3 separate regions of the Homo sapiens genome follow, and all the other regions are linked to region 1. Evidence: chromatin loops called from intact Hi-C (ENCODE). Cell type or tissue: PC-3. All regions are shown on one strand.

Evidence for each region. A loop is a pair of places that touch in the nucleus more often than their neighbours do. Peaks named below come from ENCODE experiments on the same cell type or tissue, not always from the same donor. Only the 100,000 strongest peaks of a DNase experiment are listed, where the experiment ranks them.
Region 2: it touches region 1 in a loop (7-fold over the local background); 42 of 110 quality-filtered maps call a loop at or near these places.
Region 3: it touches region 1 in a loop (6-fold over the local background); 6 of 110 quality-filtered maps call a loop at or near these places.

What each region holds. Positions count from the first base shown.
Region 1 is chr4:74,528,533-74,536,532 of GRCh38, reverse strand. No RefSeq gene overlaps it. Among named protein-coding and RNA genes, the nearest start is that of AREG, 87 kb to the right of the region's middle. RefSeq lists enhancers at 4,307-4,601, 4,347-4,641. In PC-3, a CTCF peak has its summit at 4,475 (motif pointing right); DNase peaks (open chromatin) are centred at 2,262 and 4,482; H3K27ac peaks cover 5,918 bases.
Region 2 is chr4:74,667,399-74,675,398 of GRCh38, reverse strand. No RefSeq gene overlaps it. Among named protein-coding and RNA genes, the nearest start is that of BTC, 120 kb to the left of the region's middle. In PC-3, a CTCF peak has its summit at 4,116 (motif pointing right); a DNase peak (open chromatin) is centred at 4,108; H3K27ac peaks cover 4,786 bases.
Region 3 is chr4:74,184,549-74,192,548 of GRCh38, reverse strand. All of the region lies in intron 3 of MTHFD2L (methylenetetrahydrofolate dehydrogenase (NADP+ dependent) 2 like), which reads right to left. Among named protein-coding and RNA genes, the nearest start is that of MTHFD2L, 30 kb to the right of the region's middle. RefSeq lists an enhancer at 1,103-1,397. In PC-3, CTCF peaks have their summits at 2,909 and 3,108 (motif pointing left); a DNase peak (open chromatin) is centred at 3,088; H3K27ac peaks cover 1,535 bases.

The DNA.
Region 1 (8,000 bases):
TATACAAAGGCCACAGGTCATATTTATATCATATTTGCCATATGCCAGAAACCAAGTAGTTTACATATCATCGGTTCATTTAATCATTACTGCAAGCCAGTTAGATGTATACTATTACTATCTTCATTCTGAGGGTCGGATTACTTGGCCAAGTTCACACAGCCTGAGCCCACACTTTTAACCATGTAATTTCACATCTAATCTTGTTCAGTGTCATATTGTTGAATATAAGATTCTGCATATACATAAGTATAAAAAGCCTAATATTGAAAAACAAGCATACAGTAACAGCATCAATTAATACACATTGGTCAAACTGAACTGATTACTGAAAAAATAAACTAGTAGAATTTAGACACCGGTACTTATGAAGCCAATGTAAATGACTGAACACATACATAGGCCAACAATTAGGTCAATCTAGCCAACAATTATTGAAGTTTATATCTGCTCAGTTTATCAGTAAGTATAAACTTTTTTTTATTTTATCTGGGGCTATATATGCTTCTTCTTGGCCTTTAAAACTGTGTATTCTAACACACGTATTCACACCTAGTACCTCATCCATGGAACCGGTAATTTTAGCTGATAATTTTGAATTCTTTTCGTGTAAATTGATTTTATTCACCAAATAGTTAGATTTGTTATTTGCAGTTCATTCCTTTTTATGCTCACCCATTTAAGGTTCTGGGTTTAACGTCTAGAGACTTAAGTTCAAGGCCTGACTTGACCACTTACCAATTGTTTGACCTAAGGCAAGCCACCAAAGTTCCCAGTTTCACTTTTCCCATCTGCAATGATACCTTCCAGCCAACTTCACAGGCAAAAGGGTCAAGTGAGATAACATATATGCAAATGCTTCTGAAACTACAAAGCACAGGATAATGTGAGGTATTGCTCACATCTGATTGCTCCCATAAAGGAAGTAAAGTCCTCCTTAAGGAACAAGAGTGTGAAATTTAGAACTGGGTTAACATTCCTTAAATAATATAAAAGTAAAACAAACAAAAACCTTTCTATATTAAAAATATATAACTTTAAAATGTTTCTACTTCTGATTTTAGTTGTACCAATCTGAAAGTGTACATTTGCTTTTACTTGGTTTTGGCAGGATAAAATTAGTTCAGAACTAAAAGAAGGGTCATGATTGAAGTTTTCTTTAAGAGTTTCTTTTATGTTCAGTATGATCATTAGAAATTCACAAAGAAAATCTATTTCTTTATCCATAGAAGAATAAGCTCTTCTGTTTTTAAGAAACTTACATAAGTTTAAGCTGGTGTTTAGATGTCTCCCTAACAAGTTTTGTTTTTGAAGAAAGTCTTTCACTGCAATCCCCATATCCTTGTTAAGCCATGTGAGTTGTTTCACTTGCTAAGAGTTCAGCTGCAACCAATTATAGGGGGTGGAGGTGCCATATTCTCATTCCTTTAAAACTCATCAGAGGGAAGAGGAAGTTGATTACAGTAAATGAAAAACAGGACTCAAGTGGCACTGATGGCATATGCAAAATGTATCTTCTATATCTCTTACTGTCTGCCAGAGAACCTAGTATCATCCTTGTCACAATCACCTTCCTAGCAATAAAACTGGGCATTACAGTAAGAAACCAGACAAATATTATTCCGCCACTTGTGTAAGAAAAATAAACTCATACTTAAACAATCAGATAGTTTAACAAATATGAACACAATATCTTATTTAGTGGCTTATGTAATAGTAGTAGTAGTAGAAGAAATGATTCTTTTATAAGTGAGGACTGCCACAGAATTTTGCTTAAGAGTTAAAGGAGAAAGAGATCCAATAAGGAACCCTCAGGCTTTCTAACAGCTAGAATCAGGAATTAATCTCCCTATGGTACAGCATTGTCTTCTTTCATGGAGATAATCATGCCTGCTATGCTTGTAAGGATCAAATGAAATGTCATTCATTCACTCATTAAATATCAGGTACCTACTGTACTTAAGAAAGTGGGTTAGACACTGTGAAAGATTCGATGGTGTTTAAAATAGCCTCAGTTTTTATGAACTTAAAACCTAAGGGCAAGATCAATGACATCAACACCATGGACAATAAAAGCAGGGTGAAAGTTCAGGAGTCATAAAGGCTAAAATAATGTGATATGAGAATTCATGTCATGAAAACGTGCTTTGAGACTGTAAAATGCTATACAGATGCAAGCTATCAGAATAGTTTAGGACATGGCGAAACTGAGCAAAGGTGTTTGATGACTTGTTCCTGTAAACATTCCCTTTCCCCTTTCTGTAACTTGGTTAATAAAATAGGATAGGAATCAGTGACTTAATATGGTGTCTTACAAACTCCAGATGCTCAGTAAATATTTGTTGAATGAACTAATGCTTAACGATCTACCTCTCAGTGTTATTTGAAGGAGTACTTGGTAAAAATTATTCTAGTTGGGAATGCAAAAGCACTACTTAAATTATTATTAATACTTAGAAAAATAATGCTATTTTAGAATCTATTTTAATCAATTATATTTTATAACATTTGTTTCAGATGAAACAGCTACCCTATATATAGATTACCAGTGTGTAATGTGGGTACAGTGTAAACCGGTAGAAAATACATCGATTTGGGAGCCAGGACCTCTGCATGAGAATCCCCAATATCCACTAGCTCTAGGAAAAGCTACCGTGTGTGCCTTAGTTTTTTAATCTGTAGAACATATTAAATATGAATTTACCAGATAACATAGAATATACCAGATAATTGCTAAGATCTCTTCCAGCTTTAACATTTTAATGTCTCAATACAAGAGTACTATTTAATGAAAAACATTTAAATTTTATAAAATGGACTTAGCTTGTAATGGGCTATCGCCGTGTTTTAAAAATGACATTATCATATTTTGGGATTGGTAAATTGTGTGTATATCTATAAGATAAGAATGACAAGATTACAAACATATCAAGATATTCTAATATAGGTTAGAAGTACTAGCTCTGCTCCTCACCTCACATACCTTTGAGCTATTTGGGGAGCAATCTATGACCAGTTCTACATAGTTAAGGCTAACTGAGGAGTATAATTATTAAGTGAATTGGACTAGTTCTGGACAATTAAAGCAGAAACTTTCAGTTATTTAAGGACATACCCATCTTTCCATTTTGTTTTAACTTTGTTCCATGAGTAACAAATACAGCCTGGCCAATCATGTGCTAGAGCTGTGCACTCAAACAATTTTATTTACAATAAATTTTAGGGAATTAATGAGGCATCATATGTGGCCACACACTATTCACAAAACTGTAATCAAAATGGCCCTTTAAACAATATGTTCATAATGGTGATTGACTGAGCCTTCTAAAGACAGGAAACCTGCAATAGGAGAATGAGCCTTCTAAAGTTAGAATCCCCAAGAAATTAAGATGAAAAGACAATGTGTTATTTATTGAGTACCTGCATTCTGTGTGACTCTGAGCTAGGCTGTTAAATATATTTACTCATTTGAAACATGATAAGATATTAGCAAATTTTGATTTAATCATTCCCATTTTAGAGATAAATAGTCTCTGATAAGTAAATTGCTTAAAGTTGTAGAGCTAATTGGATTTGAATTCAAGTCCCTGAAACTTCAAAGCCCTATGCTTTAACCACCACCTCCCATAACTATGCTTATGCACTATGTTCGATATTATATTTTAGGAGATAAAAATGTAAATTTTAAATATTAGTTTGAGGCATCTTATGTAAATCAAGAACTCATTTGATAATCCATTAGCTCATGTTTCATGCTGTATCTACACAGATTGACTCATTTTTCTAGAAAGCATCCCCTGCTACCTTCTTCTACTTTGATCTTGCTAACTTTCGGTCCTCCTTCTGGTCCTCACTTAAATGGCATCTCTTCAGGAGGCAAACTTTGATATTGATTTAAATTAACTTCTTACTCTTAAGTCATCTTATGCTTTTTCAAATTAGCCTTTCTCCCGTATGTCCAATGCTCACAGTAAACTGTCACATCCCTGAGGGCAGATATCATATCTGTCTTGTTCACCTCTGCATCTCCACCATTTAGAACACAGCTTGGCGTGTAGTAAATACTCAAAAATATCTGTTGCATGAATAGCACATGTATCTGATGTAATGAGCTGTAAGACTCCAAAAACATATGTCCCTTGGGAAAATTATATTGTACATTTCTGTTTTATAGCATCATACACACAATGAAAACAAGAAAGGTGTTGTAGTAATGTTAATATATTAACAGATTCAACAATGGAGTCCCTGGTGTGGGCTCAAATTGCTGGAAAGTGAATTATTTGTTAGCAAATTCATGAAGCACTGCTCCATTTCACTTTATCTTGTTTTGTCTTATAAATTCCAAAGAACTAACAACAGTAGAGTGGGTCGTTGCATCAACATTGCTTCCATTTAGTAGACTGATGCAAGTAACCAGTAACAAGGTCTTTCTTTTTCTCTTTGTGATACTTCTCATGGTCAAAAGATGGCAGTGTGTTCGAGAGTGACAGCCTTCTTTCTAAGTCCGAAATGAACAGCAGGGTGAGTGGTTAGCTGTGGTCCTGATGAATTGAGTTGGCTTTGCAAAAATCTCAGGTTTCAGAACGATGTCCAAAGCAGAAATCCACGCCTTCCCAGGAGAAACATTCACATTTTTTGGATCTGCTGCTTACCTTTGTTCAGGAGAGAAGAGCTCCAGAAAGTGTATATTCTCTTATAAACAGATAAAAAAGTAAATTTGAGCCACAAATGAAAAAAAAATTATTAAATGCCAGAAATAAAAGTATTGCTAGCTTCAAATACCAAATGTCAAATGCTGTGATCAATCCACTCGTTGACCCCATTTGGAGAACTTCTATTTTCACTGATAAGCCAAGGTATCTCTCCTAAAATGTCTGTATTTTATTTTATGGGAAGTTAAGATGGAAATATTTGTCTTCTTCATGAACTATTTTTAATTGTATTTACAGCACAGATATTCATAAATAAGGTGGCACTGTGACATTGCTGTAAACTAGGTGAGATTGTCTTCAGTACCTTCCTCTACCCTGTGAGAGCTCTCCTCCTTCTCTTGTAGCTGCTATTCTTAGAGACCCAGACATTCAGGACCAGGGCCTGAGCTCTCCTCCAGTGCGGGCGTCTTATTCTGGATGATGCCTCAGGCTCTAACTCAGTCATTTCATCTGTCCTCCTTAAAGACTTTCTAGTGCTGTTCTCCAAGGATGGCCTCTCTGTTGGAAAGGGTCAAATCGATATCTGTCTAATGGCCGATGAGGTGCACTGTATTGCCAGGTACCCAATCACTTATTTGTGTTTTTTTCAGCAGTCATGAATGGCACTCACCCAAGGTTACCACCAGGAAAGTGAGAGCCAGACAAGGTACAGCTAACAATAATAATGCTTCAGACAGGTAAACTCTGAGGCAGAGCAAAACAGATTGCTGTGCAGTGTGCAGAATTTTCGTACTTTAAGAGGAACATATTCATTTTCTATCCTTAACTCATGGCATAATGCCTGGGCCATGGCAAACATTCAATAGATGTCTAGGCCTAAGCTTTTAACAATGAGACATTGACACAAACTGTTGGGGCTGATATTTTTGCACCTCTCTCTTGTCCCTTCATATTATCACATGTTAAGAGTAAAAATCTATGCCTACTATGAACTGCCTGTGCCTATGACATTAGGACTTAAACAGAAATTGTGATGGATTGTGATTCTACTTTTTTGTTTTGTTTTGTTTTGAGACAGAGTCTCACTCTGTCACCCAGGCTGGAGTGCAATAACGCAATCTCGGCTCACTGCAACCTCCGCCTCCTTGATTCAAGTGATTCTCCTGCCTCAGTCTCCCAAGTAGCTGGGACTACAGGCCCCCACCACCACACATGGCTAATTTTTTGTATTTTTAGAAGACACAGGGTTTCACCATGTTAAACAAGGTGGTCTCGATCTCCTGACACTGTGATCCACCTGCCTCAGCCTCCCAAAGTGCTGGGATTACAGGTGTGAGCCACTGGTGATTTTACTTTAATTCCTCCTTACTGTGGCTTCTGCAGTGGAGAAGACAGAAGGGCTTGTTAGACAATAAGATAATAAAATGAAGATGGAAATAAGTTCCTGAAGCTTACTTCAGAAAAGTCACAGGGGTGTGGGAGGTGCCACGGGGCCATGTAGCACTTGTTCCTAGCAGGGAATAGGCCTAATTTGTTTGGCTTGACTAATAAATAGGACGCAGGCATTCACACTAGCAAGTGTTTATTTCCTTACAAATGTGTTATGCTTTTGTTTAATGTGTTTCCCAGCGATTTTCATTTATCCCCACAGCATCTCCTAAACTGCACAGTTCTCTTGAGCGCTGTCTTTATGAATAAATCGATCAATTCTTTTGAGAATCTACAGGTTTTTAAACTATTTTACAGGAAACAGGCCAAAACACTGCCAGTTGCCTGGATGATTTGACTATAAAATGACCTGTAATCCAGTTCACAGCATCTTTCTTCACTTGTCTTGAGAGATTATTTCTCTCAAGGATAAAATAAATGTATCAGCAAGAGTCTCTTTCCTCCTTCTCGTTTGAATTCAAGCACATTAGGTATATCAGGAAATAGCCCAGTGCAACCAAAGAAGAAAATCACCCAAGGGATGTGACCTTCCTTACTGTGACTTCATGCCTGTAAACCGAGGAATAGCCAGTTGATCCGGCAAAGCGGGTGTGTATCTATTGGAGTTGCCAGGGAACAATGGCCTTCACTGTGCAGGCTGCCACATGGGAAACAGGCTTGTTTTCGTTTTCCTTTATGTCATTTTGGGGTATAAAATATAATTGTTCTGTTCTTTATTTGAATGCCGCAGAGTCAGTAGGGAACTCCAGCTTCCTGCTCCCAAATATAGGGCCAGTTATTCCAGAAACTCCGTAATTCATTGGCATTTTAAAGCACTATAGTTGTAATGGTAGCCTTTTACTCCAACATCAGAGCAAGAGGAGCAGGTTTTCTTGTGGAAGAGGAGGGAGCTTTCAGGAAGTTCCCAGAGAGTCATTTGACATTTCTGCCTGGGATGAGGAGGAGGAATGAGATAAGGGAAGGGCGAATGGAATGCAGCGCCTTCACAAGGACAGTATATGTATCCTGGCATGTGCAAATCCAATGTGAATGCAAAGGCTTTGCAAACATGTCTTCACCGATCAGAAGCACATACATAGTCAAATTTCCCATCTTCACCTTACCACTATGCGTAGAATTTCCTCATAATGTAACACCATAGAAGTTTTAAGGCTAAGAAAATGATTCTCATTACATTTAACTTGCATGTGTTAAATTGCTAAAGCTAGCCAGACATGGAGAAAACAGCTAGCTCTCATAAATTCTGACTTACATCTCCTGTTCTATCAAGTCAATAAATACACTCATCCTTGTCAGAGATATGACTCAAATTTTGGCCTGTTTTTGAAATTGTGAGAGTTGATAAATAACAATAGAAGGTGAATTTGATTTAGGACTTAAATGTAGAGGGGATGCTTAGTCAACCAATTAATTTCTGAGGGTTTCTAGCCGTTACCTTGTAAGCTTGTTGCTATATATTAGTAGACACAATTTTAATTAAAAAAAGACACTCAAAGACATAATTGGCAGTTAAAGTATTTACATGTTTCCTGGATTTTATGGTTACAATTGGTTACATATGAAAGGCATATGCTTTTTCAAATTCAAGTCCAATTTATTTATGCTTACAGACACAAGAGCTTCCTGGCTCTTGAATACAAATGGAAAGATAACAGGCTCTCATGGTCTAATAATATGAAGCTAAACACTTCAACATGAGAGTAATTTTGTTTGTGTTGGCATTAACTCTCTAACAAAGTACATTTCCCATTTATGGTCATGACACCCCAGCCACAGACACATATAGCATCTAGCTCCATCATTCCTCGCATGGGAGGTCACAAAATAAGCAAGAATCCCTGTTAAAATTGCTGCTATCCCAGGTAAAGTGCCCAGAAAACTATTAATTGTGATTAT
Region 2 (8,000 bases), 140 kb before region 1:
GGTTAGAACAGGGTTATAACAAAGAGTAAGAGATGAGAGGGGATGTTGGTGAGGGATGTAGCTAGGATATTGGCAAAGCGAATTCCTTCTAGAACATATGGACCAACTGTGAGTCCCCATCCTCTTTCTCTAGCCCCACTCATGTAAACCCTGGTCTAGTAATTGATTCCAGGAGGCTACTCAGAGAACTCTTTGGTGGGTTCCTCCATAGAGGACTGGTGCGTGCCCAACCGATACCTACAAAGCTAAGAGACTCTGGACAGAGTTTGACTCCCTCCCACCCACCAGGAAATTCAGAGGGAGAAAGAGATTAGCTGCTGGATACTCAAGAGCTGAAGAAGGAGTTGAGAGTGCCCAGCCCACCTAGAGAAGCATTTGCCTTGGTCAACGGAAGTGGAGGAAGTTTTCTGAAGAACACATGCAAACTCTCCTATGCAAGGGAGAGCTTAGCTTCCTGCCAGACCTAGAGAGTCTGTAGCCTCCAGTCATGTGAGGACCTCTACATTTCCTTACAGCTCCTCCTCTTTCCTCTGGTTGGTCCTTGGTGCTGAGCAAAAAAGTAACCACAGAAGATCTGAGCTAAGAAATTTCAAGCTAAGTTCAGAATTGTGATCATTGCATGCATCTGAACATTTTATTTTCTAAATAGAGATTGTTTGTATGACTAAAATTTGTCTGAAGTACTATCTAAGATTAACCAGAAAAGTTTTGAACTTGCCTGAATCTTCATTTAGGGGTAGGGAAATATCCTTATGAATACAGTTTAAGGGAAAGCAGAGGCAAATATTAAGATGTGTTTTTTATTGTGGCGTTACATTGACATTATCTGAGGTTTAGCTAATTCATAAACATTGATTTGGTACTTGGCTTTGAATGTGTATTGTTTACCTGGCTGGTTGAGAGTGTTTCTGGAAAATGAGCTTTGTCTCTTCTGAGTTTTTGATCTATCTGGTCAATTGGCCAATAACATGGAGTGAATTTTTAAAAACACCCGCAGAACTGAACTGCTCTCAGCAGCAATAGAAATAAGAGGCACGATGATCTATACATTAAAAGTCCAAAAAACATCTCAACCTGTACATGTCCCAGTGGAATTCCTGATTTCCTTCCATTCCTAACCTGTTATTCCTTTGGGCTTCCTCATCTCAGCATATGGCACCCACTTCATTTGGCTTCTCTGGTAAATCCCTAACAATTCTTCTTTATCCTCTCCTTTCCTACAGCCTCCATTCAAGTAGGCTAAGAAGAGTCACTCATCTCCACCTTCAAAATGCATCACACATCTGGCTGCTTTCCAGCACTCAGCTCTCCATCCTGACCCATTAATTGATCTCTAAGATGGACTCTTGCAATAGCCTCCTAGCAGGTCTCTGTACTCCTTCTCTTGCCCCCTTACAATCCAATCCGCTAACACCTAGGTTGATCTTAACAGAGTTAATTCCTACTCCAACACCTGTAATATTCGTGTAGTATCTAAATCTCTACAGTGGTCTCCAACACTTTCCATGATCTGACACGTTCCAGAATCACTTGCATTATGTTCTCATTTCTATTCTTCATGACTCTGTGATCACACCAAGATCATTCACATCTCAGGGCCTTCATTCTTACTTCCCCTTGTTACATCTTTCACGGTGTGCTCCTTAAATAACTCAAAACATAATTTAGTTTTCTATTCAAATCTCATCTCCTCAGATAAATCTTTTATTACTAGCACTTCTGAAAATTGCACTCCTTCTCAGTCATTAGCTATATTTTTATATTGCTTTATTTTTCTTCTTAGTAGTTACTTGACATTTTATTATTTATGTTGGTTTATTGTCTGTCTATACCATGCGAACAGGTACTACAATTGTTTTGTTCCTTGAACACCTGCAACAATCCTAACAAATAAGCATTCAACCTTTCTTTTTTGTAATTAAATAATTGAGAAATTAATTTTTGAGAAAGTAAATATATAGGATAATAGAAAGTGCATTGGATTTGGGGATGTACATTTTAGGCTTATTTTTTTCACCCTTTAATTGTGTAGATTCGAAAAGAATAACGTTAACTTTCTGTTCCTTTCTTTCTTCTCTTTAAGGAAGGATAATCTTTAAGGCAGCCTGAAATTCTATGAGGTCTAAAACAAAGAGCCATCTCTGATATAGGATATTACTTTTCTTTCTTTACATTTTATATGCAAATTTATAAATCAATGAATTTTCATGTCTTTCTTGGATATAGTTAGATATCTGTCAGACTTCTTTCCTTTCCCTCTTCTGTCATTGAAGTTTTGTGGGCCATCTTTATGTGACAAGCACTGTGCCAGACACTTGTGAGGCAGATGATTCTGATATTTTTTCTGCTTGCAAGAAGCTCAAAATCTGAAAAGGAAGACAGAAGTATAAGCATATTCATTAGAATATAATTTGAAAAATACAAAACCAGAAATGTGTTCAATATACAAGGTGGAGTCACTTTGTCCAGGAGCTCCAAGTAGAATAATGAAGGGAGATTGTGTGATGCACCTTTTTTGAGTGTTGTACTGCTAGGAGGAAGAGAGGGAATGGTGGTGGATGTGGAGGGTGGAGTCCAGAAAGATAAATGCATAACAACCAGTCCACTGGACCACTGATCTGGAAATCCTTGGCAATAATTCTTATTATAGTTTATCATTGTAGTTCTGATAAAATGTTGGGTACAAGACACAGATGTAGTGAACTAAGGAGCGACTGGGAAGGGTGGAAGAGGATACTTTTGCATTAGCCTCTCTTCTGGAAAGTTTGAGAAAGAGAGGAGAGAACTGGATAAGGAAAAGGGGTCAAGGAAGAAACTTTAAAGATGGAACAATCATAGGCGGTGTTGGAACAATCATAGGTGGTGTTGGGGAACAATCATAGGTGGTGTTGGGGAATAAACCAATAGAGCCAGAGGAAGAGCTGGAATTAGTTACAGGGATGGAGCTGTGTGAGAGCTTTAGTTTCTTGGTAGGAGGTTGTAGGAGAATGCGATCTGCAGCGCCGAAAGGTGAGGAGAGCCCACTTTCTTCTGAGACAGAGTCGGCAAGGGAAAGAAAAGAATCAGACTCAGGGCATTTTTAGGACACAGTGAGGAGGTGAAATTCTCAATGGCCTGCTTTTTTTTAGTGAAGTAAATGTTAAGGGCATGTGCTGAGCTGAAGGGAGTGAAGGTTGGGTCAGAGGAGATTTGAGGCAGTGAAACATTGGAATAGCCTCTAAATGTGAATGCTACCCCTGAAATCCATTGGCTCACTAATGCCTGGCCAATGAAGAGATAGTGTTTCTTTTGACAATTATACTTTCAACTTAATGGGGTAGTTATTTTTGATGAGTCCTGTCGTTATTATGGGCTGTTAGTAAGCACTATATTGTGTGTGGGCTTACTCTTATTTCCAAGGCTAATTATTGTTAATACTGTTTTGCTGTTTTAATTTCCTAATAAGAAAGCACAATAAACATTAATGCTTAGAACAGAAGGCTCAGCATATAGTGGCCCAATCAAGAAGTCATGGAAGCACATTAGTCAGCTGAAGCATTTTAACTGTCAGCCAAGCAAATGCATATAATCATCTTAAAACATATGGGCACATGCATGCATTTGTTCAGTACACACTTGTTTATCATCTACTCAGTGCCAGGTCCTCAGAAGCCAATGAGGATTCAGCAATAGAAAACCCAGTCCTCATCTATGAGGAGTAAATAATTTTGTAGATGTAGATTTGGGATTTATCCAATACATCTACTGGATTTCCAATATTGGGATTAAATACTACAGGTGTTAATGTAACCTATGAGGAATATTTTAATTTAATTTAATTCAGATTTCTGTAATATCTCTGGTGGTGCTACTCACTTGCAAATCACTGAGACTATATTTTTATGTTACTAAACTGCATTTTGTGCCCCAGAAGCAAATAATAATGTGAAAAAAAATAGCCTCTGGTACACCACTTTGTTTTTTACCCTCTGCCCTCAGCCTTCAAATTACCATTTTATGCAGGAAACTGCCCTTTATTTTAGTCACCCCCTCCATAGATATCCTTGAGCTCTCTGCCAATAGTAAATAAATGATGGCTGCTTTCCAAGCTCCTGCCTTTAGCCTCTGGGGGGCATCGTTGCCCTTTCTTACCCATCCGTGTCTGTAAATAGGCTATTTAGGTGGAATAGAAGGTAATTCATATGCAGTAATAGAAGAAACCTTATAGGAAATTTCAACTTTGTTACAATCATCTTGATCTGAGATAATATATCTGCCCATTTCTTCTTTATTTTTACCATTGAAATAGTTATTTCATATCACACTATTTATCTTTCAGCCATTGAGGTTGGAGAGAAGTTGTATTGACAGTAATCTCCAAAGGACATTGCCAATTTCCTTCCTTCTTCCTTTCTCTCCTTCCCTTCTCACCACCTCTTTCTTTTTTCATTTCTTCCTTTCTTCATATATTCATTCATTTCAGAAGTATTTACTGAGCACATATTCTGTGGTAGGCTCTGTGTTAGATTTTACAGATATAAAGTGAACTAAGAAACTCTTTGCCCTCGGGAACCTTAAAGTCTAGACAGAGACAGATAATACATGCAATGATTGCACTACCTAGCACTTAAGGCTGTAATAGTGGTAGACACAGGACACTGTGGGAGAACATAAGAGAGGACTTATAGAAGAGTGTGAGAGTCAGGTAAGGCTGCCTTTAAATTGATTTGTTGAGAATGAGCAGGAGTTAGTCAGAGGAAGCTGGGTAGAGGGAAGGGAAAAATCTTGACTATCAATTTATAGTTTTTAGTTGAGATCCTTGATGTAGAGGAAATTAATCAGAGAATTACAATAAAATTATTGTAGCATCTTCTGGAAAGGCCCAAGAAAGAATCTATTTCTTTTCTGTACTTCTCCTTGAAACTCTGACTTCCTTTCCCATCTATCAATTCAGATTTGAGTTGGGAGATATTGGAGCACTATGCACCATATTTACTTCTCAGGTTACAAGGAATGAAAGGTATGAGATTTAATTCTGCCCACTCTGCTGTAGCTCATTGTTTCTAATACTGTAGGGTCTTTTTATATGGACGAATATAAGGACTGGATGGAAGTATGATCCATCACCCTCCCAACTGATGAGGAGGAGTGTGGATTCCTTCATTTCATTTAACTTTCCAATGTAGGCAGAACTTCGTTCTTACCTCCACGAAGTAGGCTCCCCAACTCAGCCTACACATTAGAACTTTTCAGGGATGTTTTGAAAAGCGTTGTTGCCACTGTTCTTCCCCAGGAAATCCTGACTTGGGAAATCTGAGATGGGACCTAAACATTTCTGCTTAAAAAAAAAAAATCCCGTAGTAATTTTGATATCAAGATGGTGTTGAGAATCAATGTCTTTTACCATACTACAGTAATATCTTGTGGTGGAAAGTTTTACCATTTGAGGTCACATGAATTTGACTCCTAATTGTAGTTTTGTCACATAGTCACTGTGTGACCTTGCCCAAGTTACCAAACCTCTCTGATCTTCAGATTTTTAATCTGTGACGGGGCAACAATAATATCTAGCTCACGGGCTTGGTGAACTCAGTAAAGGCTAGAACCCTCCTGTAGGAAACACTGGGGATTTATTGTGCATGAGGTTTGTAATAAAAGTGGAATTGTAGGAACCATCCTTTGTCAACTAGATTAGTGAAACAATTATTAATAAAACACCAATAAACATTTACATTTCTTTGCTTCTCCTGAAGATGAGGTGAATCTGAAAGTGATTGAAGTCAGAGGGGTATTCAACAGCCAGCACTGTATTGTTGGTCCATGAATTTTTTTGTTTGAAATAGAGACTTTTTGAGCATGTCTTTTATGCAAGGCCTATTTATCTTTTTCTCTTAAATATGTGTAAGCTTTATCCCTTCTGATACTGTCGTAGATTAGTTTCTCACCTGCTTTCACTATTCTATGAGACTCCTAACCGATCACTCTGGCTTTGATCTCATTCATCTCCAGTACATATAATCACACAGCTTCCCTATTTAAATTCCATCTCCTCCAGGATCACATCCAAGCTCCTTAGCATGGAAAGCAAAGCTCTTAAGAGCTACTTATTTCTTTATCTTATCTTATATCGTCTTCCTCTTGAGCAAGGATTCTAATGAAACTTTAATGGTTCTGAACAAAATCTCTTGTGTTGGTAAATTTTACACAGGACACTCCCTTGGTCTAGAAAACCTTTCTCCCCTTTGCTCCCCTTTTTGATGAGAGACAAAATTTTACCCTGCATTATTGAGTGCTTGGTTTGAGTGGATCACTTTGAGGACATTTGTATGTTTCTTAGATCCCCCTGTGTGGTATGTGTTGTTACTTTCATGTTACAGTAAGGGAAACTTACGGTATGGAACATCCTATAAAACGTTAGACTTTCTGGGCTTCAGTTTCCCTATCCTCTCTGAGACCTTTGTCCATTCTTTGTTATCACTGCTTTGTTGGTATGAAAAGAGTGGAGGGAAGGAAGGAAAGGAAGAAAAGAGCCAGGGAGGGAGAAAGTTAAGAAACGATCAATTTGAATATGAAAGCAGGAACTGGGATTTCATCTCTTTATTGTCTTTGAATCCGCCTCATGCAATGCAGTACTGGGTTTGTAGCAGTTACAGTATATAGCTCAAATAAATACATAACATAAATGTATGACTGCTTTGTTACTAGATGCTAAATGTTATGAAAATATTTATTCCTCCATATCAAGGACTATGATTGGCGTTTAAGTAATTTCAAATTCAGTTCAACTACGCTCTCTGACATCTGTGAAAAAAAAAGTACACTGAATTTTCATTTAGTCTGTACAACTGCTGTAACAATCCTACTTTTTGTCATTAGAACAATGTACCCCACCCAGTCCTCCCCAATAACCCTTATCATCCCCACTCACTTCTACCTACATCCTCAATGAGGGCAAACTAAGCATGCAAAAAACAAAAACACAATTTTGGATTAAAAAAAATCTGTTAGCAGGACTTGTCCAATGAGATAGTGTTTTTGTTTTTATGAAAGGAGTTGTCATTTACAGAAAACACACCCTGTTCCCAAAGCCTGTCCCCTGTTAAATGCTGTCATGTACTAAGAGTTAATTATGGGTCTTTCCAAACAAACCTGGGGACCTCTGCTTCTTTGAAGATGGTTTTGTGTTTAGAAATCCATAGAAATCTTACATGATATGGAACTATGTATTATAGATCATAAAACTCCATGATTTGCTAAACAAACATTTCTTGGTTAATAAAACTCAGCAAGTGTTTCAACAAAAAGGGTGTAGCTCTATATCACAGAGGGTTTGCAGTTCACACATCTCAGTTTTGCAGTGATAAAGCAGTCATTAAAACATGAAAGCTCCTTAAAAATTACAGCTGCCAGACCAGATTAGGTTTATCTGAAGACTAGATTAAATATGAGAGTATTTACCTTGCATTCTAGGGGAATCCTTGGGAACACAGCTATAAAAATAAAACAGAGAGAGGTCAGAGTAATAGGGGCACAGACTTTGAGTGTGGCAGTTCTTGAATGTTGCCTTGAACGTCTTGGGCAGAAAGCAGGGTGCCTTCTGAAAGATTTTTAAAAGACTTTTATAGTCAAATAGGTATTGGATTAGAATTCCAATCCTTTCATTTCTCAGGTAGATCTTTTATTAAAATGAGAAATCACATATGATCTCAAAATTTACTTCTTCTGGCCAGAATTTCTTACTAACAATTTCTGATCTTTCAAGAACCACTTTCTAATGAAGAGTAGTGACAAAGAAAAGTAGAAATTGAAATTTGAGGAAGAAAGTTACTTGTAATTATCTAAACACCTCAAGACCTAGTTGGGTCATGAGTGAAATAGATAGCTTCTCTGTACTTACTTTTATGCCAAACATTTATTTTATTTTCTATTCAATTTATATTTAATTTATATACATACATCTCTTGCTATTTCATTAAATATATATAATAAATACTTTATATATATATATATATAAAATATAC
Region 3 (8,000 bases), 340 kb after region 1:
ATGGAATAATACATATAAGATGTGTACATTTCAATGCATGTAAATTTCACATAACATAAATAATGAACCTTAATGATGTATACACTAAAGTTTTAGGGGTATATTAAGTGTTCTTACCTTTAAATGCTTCAAAAATAAAATGGACGGGTGAAGGAACAAATGGATAGGTATGTGACAAAACAAATATAGCATAATGTTAACAACTACAGAATCTAGTTTGAAGGCATATGAGTGTTCATTGTACCAGTCTTTTAGTTTTCCTGTATGTTTGAATTTTTTATAACAATATGTTGGGAGGCGGTCAGATAAAAATACAACCTGTCCTCCAACATCCTATCCCTCCTACCATGATCTACTTCTTCCTTTTTCCGATAGCATATCAACATCTAGTAAATATATTTGTTTATTTATTATATATATTTTTTAACCGCCTCCTCTGCTACTCAAAAGGACAGAAATTTCTGTCTTTTTCTTTTTCACTGATCCACAGTACAAATAATAGTGCCTGGACCATAGAGGCACTCAATAAATATTTATTGAATAAATGGCTACTATTAACCCTAATTTATAGATGAAGAAACTGAGACAAAATTAGTGGGCAGCTGGACACAGTAAGAAGAACAGGCTGCCATAAGGAAAATATGTCTGATCCTTCCATATCCTCTAACATCCTCCTTTTAAAAATACAAAGAGGTCAGGCACGGTGGCTCATGCCTGTAATCCTAGCACTTTGGGAGGCTGAGGCAGGTGAATCATGAGGTCAGGAGTTTGAGACCAGCCTGGCCAACATGGTGAAACCCTAAAAATACAAAACCCTAAAAATACAAAAAATTACCTGGGCGTGGTGGCAGGTGCCTGTAATCCCAGCTACTCGGGAGGCTGAGGCAGGAGAACTGCTTGAACCCGGGAAGCGAAGGTTGCAGTGAGCTGAGATCAAGCCAATGCACTCCAGCCCAGGCAACAGTGCAAGACTCCATCTCAAAATAAATTAATAAATAAATAAAAATAAAAATATAAAGAAAAACCAAAGGTGGCTTATGTTAAAAATCATAATTTTTCATATTGTTGCATCTACCTTATTGACTATCTGGTACTATTACATCCTCCAACATAAATTTAAGGTGAAAGATTCATGTTTCTTGTTTTTCATTTACTTCTTCCTTTCTGGACATGAAAAAAAAAAACGACCAGGTAAAGTTTTATGCTAATAGATCAAAGTCCACATCCTGAGTGTGTATACAATGCCCTTGAAAATTCAATCATTTATTTACTCAACAAATATTTACTGAATGTCTACCATATTACCAGTAGGGGTTTAGAATATATAAGTGAGGACCAGGCACAGTGGCTCACGTCAACACTTCAGGAAGCTGTAATCCCAACACTTCAGGAGGCTGAGGTTGAAGGATCACCTGGGGTTAGAAGTTTGAGACCAGTCTGGCCAACATGGTGAAACCCCATCTCTAGTAAAAATACTAAAATTAGATGGGCATGGTGGCCGGCACCTGTACTCCCAGCTACTCAGGAAGCTGAGTCAGGAGAATCACTTGAACCCAGGAGGCAGAGGTTACAGTGAGCCAAGATCACACCACTGCACTCCAGCCTGGGCAATACAGCGAGACTCTGTCTCAAAAAAACAAAAAACAAAAATGAATATATAAGTGAGGCAAACAGACAAAATTCTTGCCTCTGGAATTTATATTTTAATGGAATAAATGTCTGCCTACTCAAACTACCTATAGTCTCTCAATGATTTATTTTCTAAGAGTAAATAAGAGATACTTTTGGAAACTGTGTTCACTGTTCTCAAGCCAATAAATATTTAAGTTACACCCTCTGGGATCTACATCAAGATTTCAAGACAGCAAATACTTATCAGATGCCTACCACTTTCCCAATATTATTTAAGAGTTGTTTCAACATCAAGGGACAAGGGGACAGAAAAGGAATGGGAACACACTCTAACCTCGCTGAGCTACTCCACCCCAAATTCTGAGAACACAGTGGAGCTTGGAGGTAGACTGGAAGGAGTTCTCTAGGCCGGAAAAAGGTGGGTCTGGTTCTCCACCCTTCTGAGCCTCTCCTACAGCCACGAAAACTGCCCCAGGATGTCCTCAGGCAGGCTTACTTCATAGGATGTAAAAAAATAAAAAATAAAAATTAATGAAGTTGGAACCTACACATCACGCAAAGGTTGCTAACCTTTACCCTATATAATTATCTTAAGTGACCTGAAGAGTATATGGAGATCCTAAAATTACCTTGTTCTTGTAAGCAATGTTAAGGACACCTTGGTTTATTGAGCCCTTGGTAACTTCTGTCAAATATACAGTACTGTCCTTGAAATAGTGTATTCTATAGAAGAAAACACTTAGATTAGTGAACAGGCCAATTCTAATAAGCTTCTTTTAAACACACAAGGAGAAAGAAAAGATGTTTTTTTGGGAATCTTGCTTGCAAACTTTTCAAGGACAATGATTTATTCTCAAATTGCTTTCTGACTATTTGGTCAGTACCCTGACTAAAAGGTACCTTTTCCCCGGGTACCTAGTACAGAGTTACATAAATTCTAGGTAAATATTCGTTGACCTGGTAAATGAATGATGAGGGTCAGAAAACTATCATATAACTAGATATTTTAAAATACTTTCCACAGAGAAATATCCATCTTCCATAGGGCCTTTTGATTTTGGTAAATGCTTTGTCATCATTTCAAGCTGAATACACTCAAAAACAGATGAGGATATAATGGTAAAGAAAAAAATAAAAAAGTAACTTGTTCAAAAAATTCATGATTTTGAAGATATTGTGAAAAGCAAATCATCTCAAGTTAGATGATATAACAAATTTTTGATAATAACTGTTCAAAAAGATGTAATTCTATAGATTTGAGCCACTAAAAATCTCTGGGCATGGTTTCCACATGAATATGAATGAGAGAGAGAGACATAAGTGGCTATAGACACCAACCAATCCCACTGCTATGTAAATTATATCTCAGTGATTTACTCACCTTCCAGTGTAAACCATTAATCTTTAAAAAAAAAAAAAAAAAAAAAAAAAGGAAGAAAAACACTGCTTGCTCAATGCTGCCATCATGTGGTTAACATACTTTACATGCAAGAGAGTGGTCTTCACTTTTCTTCCCCTTGCTCATAAGCTCTTTGATATAAACCTCCCTCTGAGAAAGTTTTTCTTTTTAAGTTGGATAAATAATATTGTGTGAGGATGGCTTTGCTTCTATGTGACTAAACAAATAATGTCAAAAAGAATTTGAAACAAAATATTGGGTATTTTTTCTTTGAATGAACTTCAAGTGCAGAAATTGGATTAATCATAATTCATGGGCTTGTGACACAACCTCAATATTGGTCCAAACACAATGCAATTTAAATTAGTTTTTCATAATAAATTAGGCATATGCAAATCTACTACCCCAAACAAAAGTTATCGCCTTGATCTATATTTAACCTTAATCTATATTTAACCTTATAGTCTACCCAATTAGTCCATTCTCCGTCCTGCTCCAAACAGATGTAAATTTCATCCTGAGTCCTGTGCCTGTCATTCTTTTGAGTCCTTTACTATATAGTTTTATTGTATTTTTTCTATTTCTAGTAGATTTGCATTTTTGATAAACAGCTTTATTGAAGAATATTTGAATATAATAGACGGCATACATTTAGAGAGTACAATTTGATAGGTTTTGATATATATATACCCATATATATACATATGTATACACATATATATATACCCATATATATATACATATGTATACACATATATATATACCCATATATATATACATATGTATACACATATATATATACCCATATATATACATATGCATACACATATATATATATACCTATAAAACCAGAATCCTAGTCAAGATAATGAACATATTTACCATTCTGAAAACTTTCCTCCTACTCTCTTCATAATCCTTTCCTCTCTTTCCTATCCCCTCAGCTCCAACTATCTATAAACATTTGTTATGGACTGAATTATGTCCCCCCGAAATTCATATATTAAAGCTGTAACACTTAATGTGATTGTATTTAGAGATAGGACTTCTGAGGCCAATTAGATTTAGATGAGTTCATGAGGGTAGGGCCCTTGTGATATGATTTAGTGTCCTTATAAGAAGAGAAACCAGAAAACTTGCTTTCTTCATCATGTGAGGACACAATGAGAAGGCTCTGTCTGCAAGCTAGGAAGAAACTTCTCACTAGAACCCAACCATGCTGGCACCGTGATTGCACACTTTCAGCCTCCAGACTGTGAGAAAATACATTTCTGCTGTTTAAGCCTCTCATTCCATGGTATTTTCTTATGATAGATGAAGCAGACTAATACACCACGGATATGCTGTCAATTCATTAGTTTTCATTTCATATAATTTTATTTAAATGAAATCACAGAGTATATACTCTTGTCTAGATACTTTCACTCAGCATAATTACTTTGAGATTAATCTATATTGTAATATGCATCAATATTTTGTTCCTTAATATTGCTGAGTAGTATTCTATTGTATGGAATATCACAGTTTATTTATCCATTGACCTGCTAATGAACATTTGGGTTGTTTCTAGTTTTTAGTTATCACAAATAAAGGTTCTATGAACATTCATATACAAATACTTGTATGGACATATGTTTCATTTTCTTTTGGGGAAATACACAGGCACGGAATGGCTGGACCAATGTGTGTGTGTGTGTGTGTGTGTGTGTGTGTGTGTAAATACACAGGCACAGAATGGCTGGACCAGTGTGTGTGTGTGTGTGTGTGTGTGTGTGTGTGTGTGTATTTAACGTTTTAAGATACTGCCAAACTATTTTCCAGTTTTCCAAAATGTACCATTTTGCATCTCCACTACAGGAGAACATGATGGTTACTATCCCTCCACATCATCACCAACACATAGTATAGTCAGTTGATATTTTAATTTCAGCCATTCTAATGGGTTTGCAGTAGTATCTTGTTAATACTTTTCATTTGAATTTCCCTAATGACTAATGATGTTGAACATCTATTCATATGCTTATTTACCATTTGTATTTCTTCTTTGAAGTGTCTGTTCAAATACTTTTACCATTTTTGCTCTTGCTATTCTCTCTGTCATTATTTTTAGAAAGTTTCAGCAATGATTATTTCAAAAGTTTTTTCTGTCCTGTTTTCTCTTCTCCTGCTATTCCAAATGCATGTACCTTTTGAAAATATCCCACAGTTCTTTGACATTCTATTCTGGAGCGGTTTGGGTTTTTTTCCTCTTTGTGTTTTATTTTGAGAAATTTCTACTGGCATAACTTCAAGCTTACTGATTCTTTTCCTGGCCATTTCCAGTCTACAGTTGAGCCCATCAAAGCATTCTTCATTTCTGTTAGAGTGTTTTTAATTTCTAGCATTTCTTTTCTAGATATTCTTTTGCATTTGAATATCTGATTGTTCCAGCCAGTACTATGTGTTGAAAATCGCATTCTTTTCTGTACTTATTTGCCTTTCCACTTTTGTCAGAAATCAGTTATCAATATAAGTGTGAATCTCTTTCTGGACTTTCTATTTTGTTTCATTGATCTGATTTTCTATCTTGATTCCAATACTACATTGCTTTGCTTACTGTAGCTTTATAACTCATTTTGACATCAGGCAATGTTAATCCTCCATGTTACTCATTTTCAAAATTGTTTGGACCATTTTAGGTCATTTGCAGTTCCATATGAATTTTATTCAGTTTCTCCCAAGTTTTTACCAAAGGTCACCTTGAACCTACAAATCAGTTGGAGGAAAATTGGTATTTTAACAGTATTTAGTCTTCTGATCCATAAACATGGTTTATTAATCCATTTATTTAGGCCTCCTTTAGTTTGTCTCAGAAATGTTCTGTAGTTTTTAATATATATAGGTTTTCCCCATCTTTTGTCAAATTTATGCCTAAGGATTTCATATTTTTGATGCTATTATAAATGTATATTTAAAATTTCAATATCTGGTTGAAAGTATACAGAATAAAAATCGATTCCTCTATATTAAGCTTGTATCCTTCAATCTTGCTAAACTCACTTATTAGTACTAGTAGCTGTTTTTTTTTTTTTTTTTTTTTCATGGATTCCCTTGAATTTTCCATGGGACAATCATGTCATCTGCTTTTCTTGTCTTATTGTGCTAGTTAGAATTTCCAGTGAAATGTTAAATAGACATGGTAATAGTGGACATCCTTGACTTTCTTGATTGTAAGAGGAAAACACTCAGTGTTTCATAATCAATTATGATGTTGCCTATAGATTTTTCATACATTCCCTTTATCAGCTTGAAAGAGTTCTCTTCTATTATTAGTTACTTGAAAGTTTCTCATCAGGAATTAATGATGAAATTTATCCAATACTTTATCTGTATCTATGGAAATGATTATATGATTTTCATTTTTAGCTTGTTAATATGGTAAAATACATTGTTTACTGTTCTAATGTTAAATTGTATTGGATTCCTGAAAGAAAACACATTTGGTCATGATGAATTGTTTTCTAAATTGTTGGATTTGATTTGTTAATGTTTTGTTAATACCTTTTGAATCTATCTTCATGAAGGATACCGACTCATAATTCTCCTTTCTTGTAATGTCTTTGCAAGGTTTTTAGTAACAGAGTAATGCTGGCTTCAAATGTGTTAGAAAGCATTCCCTCTTCTTTATCACTATTCTTCCTTAAATATTTGGTAAAATTCACCAGGGATGCCATCTGGACATAGAGCTTTCATTGTGGAATGGATTTGAACTACAAAGTCAATTGCTTAACAGAGCTATTAAGACATTTCTTTTTGAGTGAGCTTTGGTAATGTATATCTTTCAAGGAAGTTGTCCATTTCATTTAACTTGTCAAATTGGGATAATGTTACTGAGAATATTCCCTTACTGCCCTTTTAATATCTGTAGAATCTGTAGTGATATTACCACCCTAAGTCCTGGTATTGGTCAGTTGTATCTATTCTTTTCCTTGATATGTCTAGCTTTGGTTTTACTGATTTTTATGAATTTTCTATTTTACATTTCATTAATTTCTACTCTGTTCTTTATTATTTCTTTTTTTGTTTTTATGTTGTGTTTAATTTGCTCTGATGTTCCTACCATCTTAAAGTATAAGATGAGATTACTGATTTCTGACCTTTTTTTCTTTTCTAAGATATGTGTTTAGTGCTGTGTATTTCCCTTAAGTACTGCTTTAATAGAATCCCACAAACTTTGATGTGTTACATTTTCACAAAAAGTTCAAAACAATTTCAAATTTCTCTTTCATTTTCTTATTTGACACAGGGGTTATTTAGAGGTATGCTATTTACTTTTCAAATATTTAGGGATTTTCCAGATTTTTTTTTTTTTTTTTTTTTTTTTTTTGAGATGGAGTCTCGCTCTGTCGCCCAGGCTAGAGTGCAGTGGCTTAATCTCGGCTCACTGCAAGCTCCGCCTCCCAGGTTCAGGACATTCTCCTGCCTCAGCCTCCCGAGTAGCTGGGCCTACAGGCATCTGCTACCACGCCCAGCTAATTTTTTTTTGTATTTTTAGTAGAGACGGGGTTTCACCGTGTTAGCCAGGACGGTCTCGATCTACTAATCTCCTGATCTGCCCATCTTGGCCTCCTAAAGTTCTGGGATTATAGGCATGAGCCACTGTGCACAGCCTTCCAGAAGGTTTTGTTACTCATTTTTAATTTAATTCCATTGTGGTCAGAGAACATGTTTTGTGTGACATGAATTCTCTTAAAATTGAGATTAGTTTTATGGCCTAGCATGTGGTATATACTGGTAAATATTCTACATTAACTTGAAGAAAGGGTATTATCTGCCATTTGGGGGAGAGTATTCTATAAATTTTAATTATGTCAAATTGGTTGATATCATACTACAAGTATTCTATATTCTTTACTGATTTTCTGTCTACTTGTTTTCTCCATTATTAAGAAGTTTTGAAACATGGCTATAATTTTTTATTTGATTATTT